Regions from separate parts of the Homo sapiens genome. Here all the other regions are linked to region 2. The links are chromatin contacts, found by Hi-C or POLR2A ChIA-PET in ENCODE. All regions are on one chromosome and are shown on one strand. The core of a region is the stretch at or near the end of the contact, and the rest is flanking DNA. Distances in the headings are between cores, read along the strand shown. Region 1 holds the start of NLGN4X (neuroligin 4 X-linked). Region 2 has its middle 200 kb from the start of VCX3A. Region 3 overlaps PUDP (pseudouridine 5'-phosphatase). Region 4 holds the start of PUDP (pseudouridine 5'-phosphatase).

Region 1 (2,700 bases), core at 201-2,700, 510 kb after region 2:
CAATAATTGGAACACACACGTATGTATGGATGGATATATTTTTTTTTATTATTGGGTATAGATATCTATTAATAGATAAGTGTATATTTATGTACCTATCTTGTTGGTAAAAGGTGCTTTTATACATATTATTTCATTTAGTCTCCACAAGAAATCCACAGGAAAGGTAATTTTAATCTCAGTTTAACAGATTCACAGAACATAACTGACTTTACAACAAGGCAAAGTTTGTGAGGATAGAGTCTTAACATGAAACCAGGTCCCCAAATTGGTGTCTATCACCTTCCCCATTATTGGTCAGGCTGCCCAAATATCCTTCACATCACCATGGCAGGCTTCATGCTTTGGTTTACTGCCTAAAGCCGAAGCAATTAGGAGGATATCCTATGTGTTGCGGACACTATCTTTTTCCTTCCATAAATGAATTAATGGGCCATGAAATAATTTTAAGAAAAGCTAACTTTTCTGGCCAAGCAGAAGAATAAAAGTAATCACCATGTAATATTGTTGTGAAGACTACCTGGCCCCACACATTAACTCAGCTAATCATTACAGTATTACACGGTGATTATCTGTTCCATTTTACAGATACAGAAATGGAGGCAAACGATTAAAATACACACCTAAGGTCACATGCATCTTGAACCCAAGCAATCTCATTTTAAAATCCGTGTTCATTGTCACAACACTCTATTATGCCCTCTGATCTTTGCATTGCCAATTTAAATCCAACTTTCTCCAACTCAACTTTAAGTACAGGGGTCATACCCCCGTCCTCGCCCCCCGCAACTTGAAACTCCCTGGGAAAGATAACCTCCTGGACCCTGGAAATGAAGAGGCGTATTTAAAAACAAATGCCTCATCCTGGGCACAATTCCAACATTTTATCAAAATCATGAAAGTATAAGAATAGAAGTAAACAAAAAGCTTTCATCGATCCCCTCTCAACCATACCCTGAGCATAAAACAGGTCCTGTACTTTACAGAACTGTATTCCAAATTTTGCTGCTCTTAAAAATTTTTTTTATATCATTGCTTCCCAAATGAATTACAATAACGCAGACATAGAGACTGCTGGAGATCGTGACCTTAAACAGTTAAAGATGTTTGCATATACTGCAGCATGTTTGGTGTGGAGGGTATCTAGAGAGTCCTAAAAAAGCAAAGAGGAAGAAGGTTTGCTGTACGCGTCTGGTGCGGTGGCACCGTTTGCCATGCCCACCTGCTCTATCTCCCGAGTACCCGGGATCTCTCCGTTACAGCTGGTTTGCATTGGGATTAGCAGCTCTTTGCATGAGGTTGTAGCTGTGGATGTGGTTTCTGTAGTGATGGGGCCGACTCCGGAGATCTATTGGCTGCTGGCTTTGTAAATTTCATTCAGTTTGGTCCAATGGCAGAGGGAGAGCCCCGGAGACAGCAGGACCTCTCTCCTCAATCTCTCTTTTTCTTGCAGAACCGTCTCTCTCCCTTCTCTGTCTCTTAGCACAGAGCTCTTATTCAGCCACTAGCTTGGCCCTTCCTGCTTCAATTGTAATGCTTGTTCTGCCCGTCCACAGACTATTGGCGGCAGAAACAACGAATTTCCTCCAAACTAGGCGGTGTTGGTGGCTCTTGCATTCCTCTGGATGAGGAAATCTAGTTGGGGGGTTCCAGAAGGGGAAGGCTCCTGGGCTTTCAATACATCCTCCTGAATCATACCTCGTTTCGGGTTCCCTAGAAAAATCTGGACGTGTAAAAAGAACTCTTAACGGCCGATGCAGCTCTTCCAAAGCTAAGGTAGGTGCAGTTTTAAGACCTGTCTCTGGGACATTATTCTCATTTTAAAAAGCCGTTTAAACATTTTGACTTGCAGCAAAGGATGGAAAGCCTCACTGCAGATACTTGAGCTTCACTTCATCTGATCTTTATTTTTTCCTTTTATGATTATTAATATTATTTTTGGAAAATTTGGACAGGACTTTCTCCCATCTGTCTCGCTGCATTTCTTAGGTGTGGGTGGGAGTGTAGACCTTCATACGGTTTTTACATGCAACCTCTCCACAGAAATATTTGGTTTTATTTTCACTTAAAGAGAAAAATCCAGACCACCGTTGTTTGGAAGCGTTTTGCTGCAATCAGCTATTTGAACGGCTCTGGGGCCGTGTGTGATGTGTTTACAAAGTAGCGCTGCCTTCCACACAAATAAACAGAAGACTGTGGCGGGGAGAGGAGGAAAAAAATATATATGTATCTGCAGTACAGGGAGAAGAAGGAGAGAAGCGGCCAGGGCTGGAGATGGTGAAGGCAGGAAGACTTCTGCAAACTGTGAGGCATGGGAGGCTTTTCTTTTCTTTTTCTCTCCCCCCCCACCCCCCCCCCTTATTCTTTAAGAAAACTGTCAGCTACCACCGCCTGGGGTGCTTTTTTGAGGGGTTGGGGGGGTGCTGTTAACCAGAAAGAAAAAGGGAAAACCGGCTTGGTTGGGGTCGCATTTAAGCGATTTTTTTTCCCTCCTTCATCTCCGGGCCTCGGATAAGATGACGGCTTGGGTGATGCACGAAATAACGCACGTGATTGATTAGACCTGGCTTGGCTTGGCTAGGGAACGATCCAGGCGCGCTGGAGACCCCGCGTGAAGATGAAATGACGGTAGCTCCGGGCTGCTTCTGTAAACCGGGGAGCGGGCTCCATGCACCCCTTTCCCGTGTGTGTGGGTTTCGA
Region 2 (2,700 bases), core at 22-2,521:
TTCAGAAACAACTCTATAAAATAGGTATCCTTAATTGTTAAAAATATAATCTTTTGTCTCCCTAGTTAAAGGTCCAACCATGTGTACAAAGAAGTGTCTATTCCATGACAACAGATTTTTGATCAATTATTTTCCCAATGGGAGAATGCTAATTACCAAGTTATCCTTTGGGAAAATACCAAATACCAAATAAAATACCAGATAAATAAAATAAAATAACAAACACCAGTGCTGCATTTCACAAAAATTATTACTTGGAAAACCAATTCCATGGAATGCAGGGTGACCACCCACCCCACAATACGGAAAGTTGCCAGGATATAGGACTTTCACTCCTGAAATTGTGACAGTATTGGGCAAACCAGGATGAGTTGATCACCCTAAAGGAATAGGGAATAGTAAAAATTACCCTGCTAAAGGTGTCTATGATCAAACATGACAGAGACATTCTGCGATAAATAAAATTTGACCATTGTCTTTACTGTAACCATTCACAAAATCTTAGTAGGCTAATAAATAAATGAGAAGAGCATCAGTTGGGCACTGCCTATTCCCAGGTTCTAGAAACTAAAATACTACTCCAAAAATAGCCAGGTATTAAATTTTAGCTCAGGTTCCATCCCTCTTGGAACATGAAGACAAGCTCAAAGTTTTACAGTAAAACTCCCTTGAAGATCAACAGATGAAGGAGGAAATATTTGGAGAAGAGAGGGAATATTTGTGCCTCTATCTAAATCACATAGTGGAAATTATTTGTAAGTTCATTCATTTTTTCTTTATCCTACTGTTCTCTTTCTAGGGCTTCTCAGCCTTGACACTATTGACATCAGGGGCTGGACCATTATTGTGGAGGGCAGTCCTATACTTTGTAGGATGTTAAGTGGCATCTCTGGCCTCTGCCCAACAAATGCTAGCAGCACCCCCGACACACACACTCTGCCATTTCCAGTTGCGACAACCAAAAATGTCCTCAGACATGGCCAAATGTCCCTGGAGAGGAGCAATGTTACTCCGAATTGATAACCTATTTGAGCCAGTCTGAAAAATAAGGTCCCACAAACAGAGAAGCAAGCTCAGGAAGCGGTTACTCAGAAAAGCAAACCCCTTTCAGGAAATTGTCCTTGATGGCTTCTAGGTCACTGCAGCTTCCTAAGGGATGCCATGTGACTGTTGAGAGTGGAAGTGTTCCTATCATCCATGTGCACGATTTCAGCAAAAAGCAGGCCCTTCCGTGAACCATTTTCGAAACCTTGAAGAAACAGACATTGGTGTTCAACCGCAACACCTGGCGTGTGAATGTGGCTCTATCAGATGATTAACTTAGCTCTCACAAACACAATTCAGGAAGGAAAAGAACATGCAAATAGTTGTTCTCATCACTCTCAAAAACTGCTAATTGTCCCCCTCACTAGCTACTAGAGGCACTCAGGGCTGCAGGAAATGGTGACTCAACGCAGGTGTTTGTACTCTATCTCTCTCTTCCTCTATTTCTTTGCTGTCTTCCCATGCGACCTTCAATTTGTCAATTAAATTCAAAAGCACCGAAAAAAAGAGGAAAGGCATTTAAAAATGTCTGGCAATGATTAATGAACCCATCAATGCAGTAATCAAATTCCCTGGGTTTGAGGCAGGTTTTCTCATTCTCAACTTTGACATTTGAGGGTTTGGGGTAGGTTTTCTCAACTTTGACATTTGAGGGTGAAGTCATTCTCTGTGGTAGGGGCTGTGCTGTGCATTGTCGGGTACTGAGTAACATCCCTGGTCTCTACCCAACAGATGCTAACTGGGTTATTGCAACCCAAAATGTCTCCAGACATGGCCAAATGTCCCTAGGGAAAGAATAATCCCTGTAGAGTATCACTAGTTTATGGGATAAAGATGAAGAGAAAATGGACAGTTGCTCAAAACATTTAGGAAAAATCTAAGGGTAACTTTCAAAAATACATATGCCTGGATTCCACGCTTGGAGACTTAGAAGTCATTGGTGTGGGATTCAGCTGGGGTACAGGATTCTTTAAGCCTCCCCAGGTGGTTCTAAGGTGCAGACAGAGTTGGGAACTACTCATCTAGAAAAGAAGACAATAATGACCAGAGTTCCAATAAAGCTTCACAACACTTCTCAGAAATCGACACGCATGGCACCAACAGATTCCATTACATTGTTGCCCATCATCCATGATGGTTTTGTAAGCTGTAGAATTGTCCTCAGTTCTAGAAACTGTGTGTGTTTCTGAGTGTCTAAGAACTCTTGTACATGGACTAAATTAGATGATGTGGACTGGGGGACCAACCACACCCCCTGGGATATGAGAAACCAAGAGTTGCATCAAGCACTGCCTGCACCTGCATCTGCTAGCATTGTCCAAGGTTTTCTAGGGTGCCATGATGGCATCTTCATCTACTCCTTTTTTTTCATATCCAGTTCATTAAGTCCTGCCTGTTGAACTTTAAAAACATATCCAGAATATGACCTCTTCTCATTAATCTCATCATGACCTTCTAGAAACTGCTACCATTGGGTCTTTCAGGATAATAGTAATACTATTTGTATTTTTTGCTTCAGTGCTCGCATCGACAGCACAAAGCCCTCAAGGTTATTCTAAACCCAGTTGATGGAGTAATCCTTTTAAAATAGGAGACAAAGTTGTGCCAACCTCCCAACCTGGAAACAGGAAATGGGGTGGGTGGTGCTGCTGGCAT
Region 3 (2,700 bases), core at 171-2,670, 370 kb before region 2:
GCAACCGCCTAGAAGGTGTGTGGCATGACTACATCATTAGGATCCCATTTTAGAGGTGTGCAAGCCAAGGTCCAGCAGGCTTATAAGACCTGCAGTATGAATAGGATCCTCATTTTATAGGTGCTTTACCCAAGGCTGCTAGCTTCCAGAGTTTCCGGCTAGAAAGCTGCAGAGTTGGGGTTTCCCGAAAGACCACCAGGCTTTAGAGGACCTGGCTTCACTGCCTGGGCTGCCTGCCACCTCCCACACCTAAAGCATCTCCCCCCGCCCCACCCCACCCCCAGCTTTAAGGCCACCCCCGCTCTGCAGGTCAGCGGCTATTAAATACATTTCTCCAATAAACATCGTATGTTAGACAGGCTAAGAAACTTGTCCCAGGGCGTGCAGCTGAGCTGGGAGTTTTCTGCAGGTCTCTTGGGTCCCCAAAGCCCTAGGTCTTGTATGAACATGAGGGTAGGAGCAAAATCAGGCCTTCCCATGTGTATTAATGTTACTCTGTTCTCACACTGCTATAAAGAACTTCCCTGAGACTGGGTATTCTGTAGAGGAAAGAGGTTTAATTGACCCACAGTTCCACATGGCTGGGGAGGCCTCGGGAAACTTACAGTCATGGCAGAAGGGGATGGCAAGGCAGCAGGAGAAAGGGGCAAAGGAGGCACTTGCAAACACTTATAAAACCTTCAGATCTCACTATCACGAGAACAGCATGGGGGAAACCACCCCAACGATCCAATCACCTCCCTCCCTCCACACTTGGGGATTACAGTTCGAGATTGTCAGGCCTCTGAGCCCAAGCTAAGCCATCATATCCCCTGTGACCTGCACGTATACATCCAGATGGCCTGAAGCAACTGAAAAACCACAAAGTGAAAATAGCCACTTCCTGCCTTAATGGATGACACTCCACCATTGTGATTTGTTCCTGCCCCACCCTAACTGATTGACCTTGTGACACTCCTTCTCCTGGACAATGAGTCTCAGAAGCTCCCCCACTGAGCACCTTGTGACCCCCACCCCTGCCCGCAAGAGAACAACCCCCTTTAACTGTAATTTTCCACTACCTACCCAAATCCTATAAAACTGCCGCACCCCTATCTCCCTTTGCTGACTCCTTTTTCGGACTCAGTCTGCCTGTACCCAGGTGATTAAAAAGCTTTATTGCTCACACAAAGCCTGTTTGGTGGTCTCTTCACAGGGCTGCATGTAACAGATGAGATTTAGGTGGGGACACAGCCAAACCGTATCACCATATGTGCTTCTTAATGACAGTTGGCTCAAGGTGTTTTCCCCGTAAATAACGCAACTCACAGTTATAAAATTGAAGATAGGTCCCCATTTGCATGGTAAGCAGGTACAGCTCCCTGAGAGAGCAGTTGGGGAGAAACCCTCGCTTTTTATATCTTTGTTGGGTAAAACATCAACCACTGTGCCTCAGGGGCGGACTTAGTGAGCATTTAAGATACATTTTCAGTTATAAAATGTTACTTGATTTGCAGCAATTACCCAGTCTCCGCCTTAGACAGAAACTTAGAGGCCATCGGCCTAGACTTCCTCCAGGCACAGGGCTTCCATAACAGTTGAATTAATTTAAGCCTTAATGCCTCCCATAAGCCCCCGGGAACTCAGGCTGCCTCTGAGGATGAAAACACCCGCCAGTCTTTGGGCCCCAGCCTGGGGCACCCTGTAGCTTCTTCAGAGCTTCCACCTCCCTGCCAGGCTCTCCCCCTCCCCATGCTGCCCTTGCAGCTACTACAGAAGCTGCTCTCAACATGCCACACAGATTCCAGCTGGGAGGAGGGGAGTGGTCACAGTCACAAGGGATATTTTCTAATTCTCCTAAGGAGGGTAGTAGTGTATGTGGCCCTAGCATGTTAAAAACAATATGACCTTTCCTGGTAAAAAGGACCCTGAAGCAATGTTAAAGCTGCAAGCTTGTTAGTAAGCAGGGAAGAATATCCATCTGATGGCCCTAGTGCAAGTGTTTTATGCTCCTTTATTTTATTTCAGCATTTTTCCTTTCACAACGCTGTCCCTTTAAGTGTGCCATCATCAACAGCTGTAGTTATCATTTGATCTGAGGAGTTTAATTACTTGTTTAGATCCTTTCTTATTCCACGGATTTAGGATTATTTTATCTAAATGGTGAGGAAAAGTGTCTGTCTGCACAGTCCCCTACAGATTTATAATCCCACAGTTCTGTGTCTTTTAAATTAAAAGCTCCATGACATTTTAAGCTTTAAATAAACACTGTTGGAAGCATTTTTAGAGGATACAGCTGTTTTCCTGCCTTTGTCCACACTCCTTTCTTCCTGTTCGCACACTCGCCTTAGTCAGAGTTCCACGGAGCACCTCCATCGTCCTGCCTGCCCTCTGTTCTGTTCCTTCACTCGGCTTTTCAAACCCGACAGTGGTGTCTCACTTGTTCGATGCCTGCAGTTTCCTTTTGTCAATCTTCCTCTCTCAACTACTAGAACAAACACTCAAGGAAGTAAAATGTGCCGCCTCACTGCCAATCCGTCCATCTCCTTGCCCTGAGAGCCTTGGCTCTTTCTCCCCCTCACAGAGAAGAAGAAAATAAAAGGAGCGCTCATGCCTGGGTAACCCTCCCTTAGAGGAGGCTTTTCACCACTCAGCTGTTGAGGAGGAGGGTGGGCCAGCCCTTCCTTCTGTTCTGCAGCTTCTGTAGGGAGACCGAGTGCA
Region 4 (2,700 bases), core at 112-2,611, 410 kb before region 2:
ATCACGATTGCATTAAATGGGGGAAGCTCTCTTATAGTACCACCTCTAAGAACACATAATTTTATTGACTATATATTATGCACTGGTACTAAGGGCTTGGCCTGCCTCACCTCCTTTATCACCTCCATTTTACCCAGGAGGAAACAGACACAGGTGCACTTTGTCTATCATAGATAATAATTCTTGCTGAATCCAGGCATGCCCCTGTCCACTATGTCTGCACTAAACTAGAAATACACTCTCATGTTTACACCTTTTTTTTTTTGTCTTTTTCCCCTTTTGTGGAGAACAGGGTCTCGCTATATTGCCCAGGCAGTTCTTAAACTTCTGGGCTCAAACTATTCCCCCAACTCCCACTTCTGCCTCCCTAAGTACTGGGATTACAGGTGTGGGCCACTGCGCCCAGCACACCCTCACGTTTTTAAAGTCTTGAAATTCTCCTATTTCCGCTTCTCAAAAGGTCCAATCCTTTTCCTTAAACGTGAATATACCACATAAACGAACACGAAATAGAAACAGGGACAAAAAAGTATTTTTTTGACGATGGCAAACGGGAAAAAAAAAAAAGAAAGCTGTTTAGGTGGCATTTGAAAAGTTAAAAAAGAAAGAAAACTCAGAGCAGCCCAAAAGACAGATGATACCTAAGAAGGCACAACCAGCAAGACATGTTGACTGTTAGTATTATTTCAGCATCCTCCTTGAGCAGCTTGGCTTTGCTCTGGGACAATGCACCAGCCTGGGATGCTCAGAGATGCAGGCACGGAGGTTGTGCAGCCTCTCCGCACACTGCGCATGCGCGGCTGCCGGTTCAAGTCGCGGTCCAGGACCGCAAGGAGGCGGGCAAGCGAAACTGAGAAAAACCCACCCACGGTCCAGGGACTGGGGGCTCGGGCGAACCCACCCAGGGACCTCCTGACCAAGGCCATTTGTCTGCAACCTGATGGCTAGAAGTGATACCACCCTGAGCATCTTCAATCCCCTTTCCCCACTCTACAGCCCCTTGTACTGTCCCTCCTTCCTCATTCACACCCCTGATCCAAACTCAAGCACTGAATTTGTCCCCAGACGAGGGCCTCGGCTCTGCGCGGCCGCTGGCTGAGTAGCTTGGCCCGATTCCGGGTGTGAAGTGAGGAGGAATTGATGCGGGTAAACATACAGCGCCGGCCCGCGCCGCATCCCGGGTCTGCAGCTACAGCTGCGGCGAAAGCCCAAGGTGCGCGTGCGCGGAGCGCCACTAGGCAGCCCAGGACGCGCGGGCTCGGAGCCGGGCGAGGGGCCGCGGAAGGCGCGTGCGCAGAGCGACCCCGGGCGCGCGAGAAGGTCCTCAGTGCGCGTGCGCGGGGCGGGCGGGTGCGCGCGCACTTCCTCCTCGCCCCCACCCAGACCCAGAAGGCGCCACCATGGCGGCGCCCCCGCAGCCCGTCACCCACCTCATCTTTGACATGGACGGACTTCTTCTGGGTGGGTAGTGTGCAGCCGCCGCCTCCAGTAAGGGCGGTCTTGTGTGGGCGTGGGGACGGTCGGCGCGGGGTACGTCACGGCCTGGGGGCCGCGGCGGGGCGGTGTTCATGCAGGGACGCTCGGGCTCCCGCGCGCTCTGCCCCCGGCTGGCCCCGAAGTCGGGCGGCGGCCAGGAGCGCCCGCGGGCCCATGTCCGGGCTGGCGGGCGCGCGTGGCCGCGGCGTCTACGCGGCCCCAGCACCCGCTTCCGGTCGGCGGCCCGCGCGTGGGGCCGGAGCACGTGGGAGCAGTCCCTGGGGTCCACCGGGCGGGCGCGCGGCTCCGCGTCCTCTCCTCAGAGCGAGGCGCGGCGGGACCTCCGCGCTCTCTTTTCGGTTACGCATGCGTGCGACCTTGAGCGGTGCCCAGCCTCAGCTTCCCCGTCTGCAAAGTAGCCTGGAGGATACTTGCCTGCCTGCTCCAAGGTTGCTGCTGTGGGCGCACTTTGATGGTAGCATCCTGCATGGTAGCGGTTCTCTACCTGGCGGTTTTGCAGCCCTGAGGGCATCTGGCAATGGCGATGTCAGGAGACATTTTGGCTGTCACAGCTGGCGAGGAGTGATGGGGTCACTGGCATCTAGTGGAGTCCAGACCAGTGATACTGTTAAACTTCCCGCAGTGCACAGGAGTGCCCTATGCAACCATAAGGAATTATCCCGCGCCGTCAACAGTGTAGAGGCACAGAAGGTCCGTCAAGTGGCCTGGCTGCCTAGGGTGACCAGCACCGGGGACATCACCTGTGGGCTACTTGTAAATGTAGAAGCTGGGGCCCCACCCTACCCCTGCCCAATCAGAATCTGCATTTTAAGCGCGTGAACGTTTGAGAACAGCTGCTCTATCAATCCGAGGCATTAAGAAACCCTTGGCAGTGTACTAAGGTAGTCAGTCTTAGCACATGTGAACTTCACCAGCCAAGAGGAATTCAAGTAGAATTCAAAGAATAAAACCCTGTTTTTAACTCAAGACAGAACTATGCTGAGCTCTACCGAAAGCCTTGACACAGTTAACACTATGACACATAATCACCAGGAGGCTTCATATATCTATAAACATGTCTGCATACTCTTTGTAGACAGCTGACCTGCTTGGTTACGTATATCATTCCTTCATTTCAAAACCCTGCAAGTTAGGAGGAAGTATTTGCATGTCACTAATTAAAAAAAAAAAAAAAAAAAAAACCCTGCAGCTCAGAGAGGTAAA

Evidence for each region. Hi-C counts contacts between places; a loop is a spot of excess contacts on that map. ChIA-PET counts read pairs that join two places held with the same protein, here RNA polymerase II (POLR2A). Pooled maps may share reads with other maps.
Region 1: a loop to region 2 is called in a map with no recorded cell type, with 7 times the contacts of the local background. The contact joins the promoter of NLGN4X here to the enhancer-like site in region 2. A Hi-C loop is called at or near these places in 4 of 37 single-sample maps with no recorded cell type and 1 of 50 pooled maps.
Region 3: a loop to region 2 is called in a map of GM12878, with 6 times the contacts of the local background. The contact joins two enhancer-like sites. A Hi-C loop is called at or near these places in 1 of 168 maps with a recorded cell type or tissue (GM12878), 32 of 37 single-sample maps with no recorded cell type and 8 of 50 pooled maps. POLR2A ChIA-PET finds 5 or more read pairs at or near these places in 1 of 52 experiments (GM12878).
Region 4: a loop to region 2 is called in a pooled map, with 11 times the contacts of the local background. The contact joins the promoter of PUDP here to the enhancer-like site in region 2. A Hi-C loop is called at or near these places in 15 of 37 single-sample maps with no recorded cell type and 5 of 50 pooled maps. POLR2A ChIA-PET finds 5 or more read pairs at or near these places in 1 of 52 experiments (activated T-cell).

What each region holds. Positions count from the first base shown.
Region 1 is chrX:6,227,617-6,230,316 of GRCh38, reverse strand. It overlaps NLGN4X (neuroligin 4 X-linked), which reads left to right and starts at 1,450. Exons shown (of 6, transcript NM_181332.3): 1 at 1,450-1,776. LOC105373156 (a long non-coding RNA gene) reads right to left here. Exons shown (of 1, transcript NR_136577.1): 1 at 26-2,700.
Region 2 is chrX:6,737,747-6,740,446 of GRCh38, reverse strand. It overlaps a transcript of PUDP not described here. Among named protein-coding and RNA genes, the nearest start is that of VCX3A, 200 kb to the right of the region's middle. Within about 2 kb of position 1,271, at least 4 of the 41 ENCODE cell types and tissues checked have a DNase peak (open chromatin) inside an H3K27ac peak, as active enhancers do; they include GM12878, where a contact is called at or near this core.
Region 3 is chrX:7,109,076-7,111,775 of GRCh38, reverse strand. The region is part of intron 1 of PUDP (pseudouridine 5'-phosphatase); the gene reads left to right. Among named protein-coding and RNA genes, the nearest start is that of STS, 37 kb to the left of the region's middle. RefSeq lists enhancers at 745-994, 1,005-1,054, 2,325-2,374, 2,525-2,594. Within about 2 kb of position 1,420, at least 6 of the 41 ENCODE cell types and tissues checked have a DNase peak (open chromatin) inside an H3K27ac peak, as active enhancers do; they include GM12878, where a contact is called at or near this core.
Region 4 is chrX:7,146,814-7,149,513 of GRCh38, reverse strand. It overlaps PUDP (pseudouridine 5'-phosphatase), which reads left to right and starts at 1,361. Exons shown (of 4, transcript NM_012080.5): 1 at 1,361-1,461. The coding sequence starts at 1,401. STS (steroid sulfatase) reads right to left here and starts at 1,802. Exons shown (of 11, transcript NM_001320752.2): 1 at 1,431-1,802. MIR4767 (microRNA 4767) reads right to left here and starts at 1,654; the gene lies at 1,577-1,654. RefSeq lists an enhancer at 882-931 and a silencer at 1,122-1,841.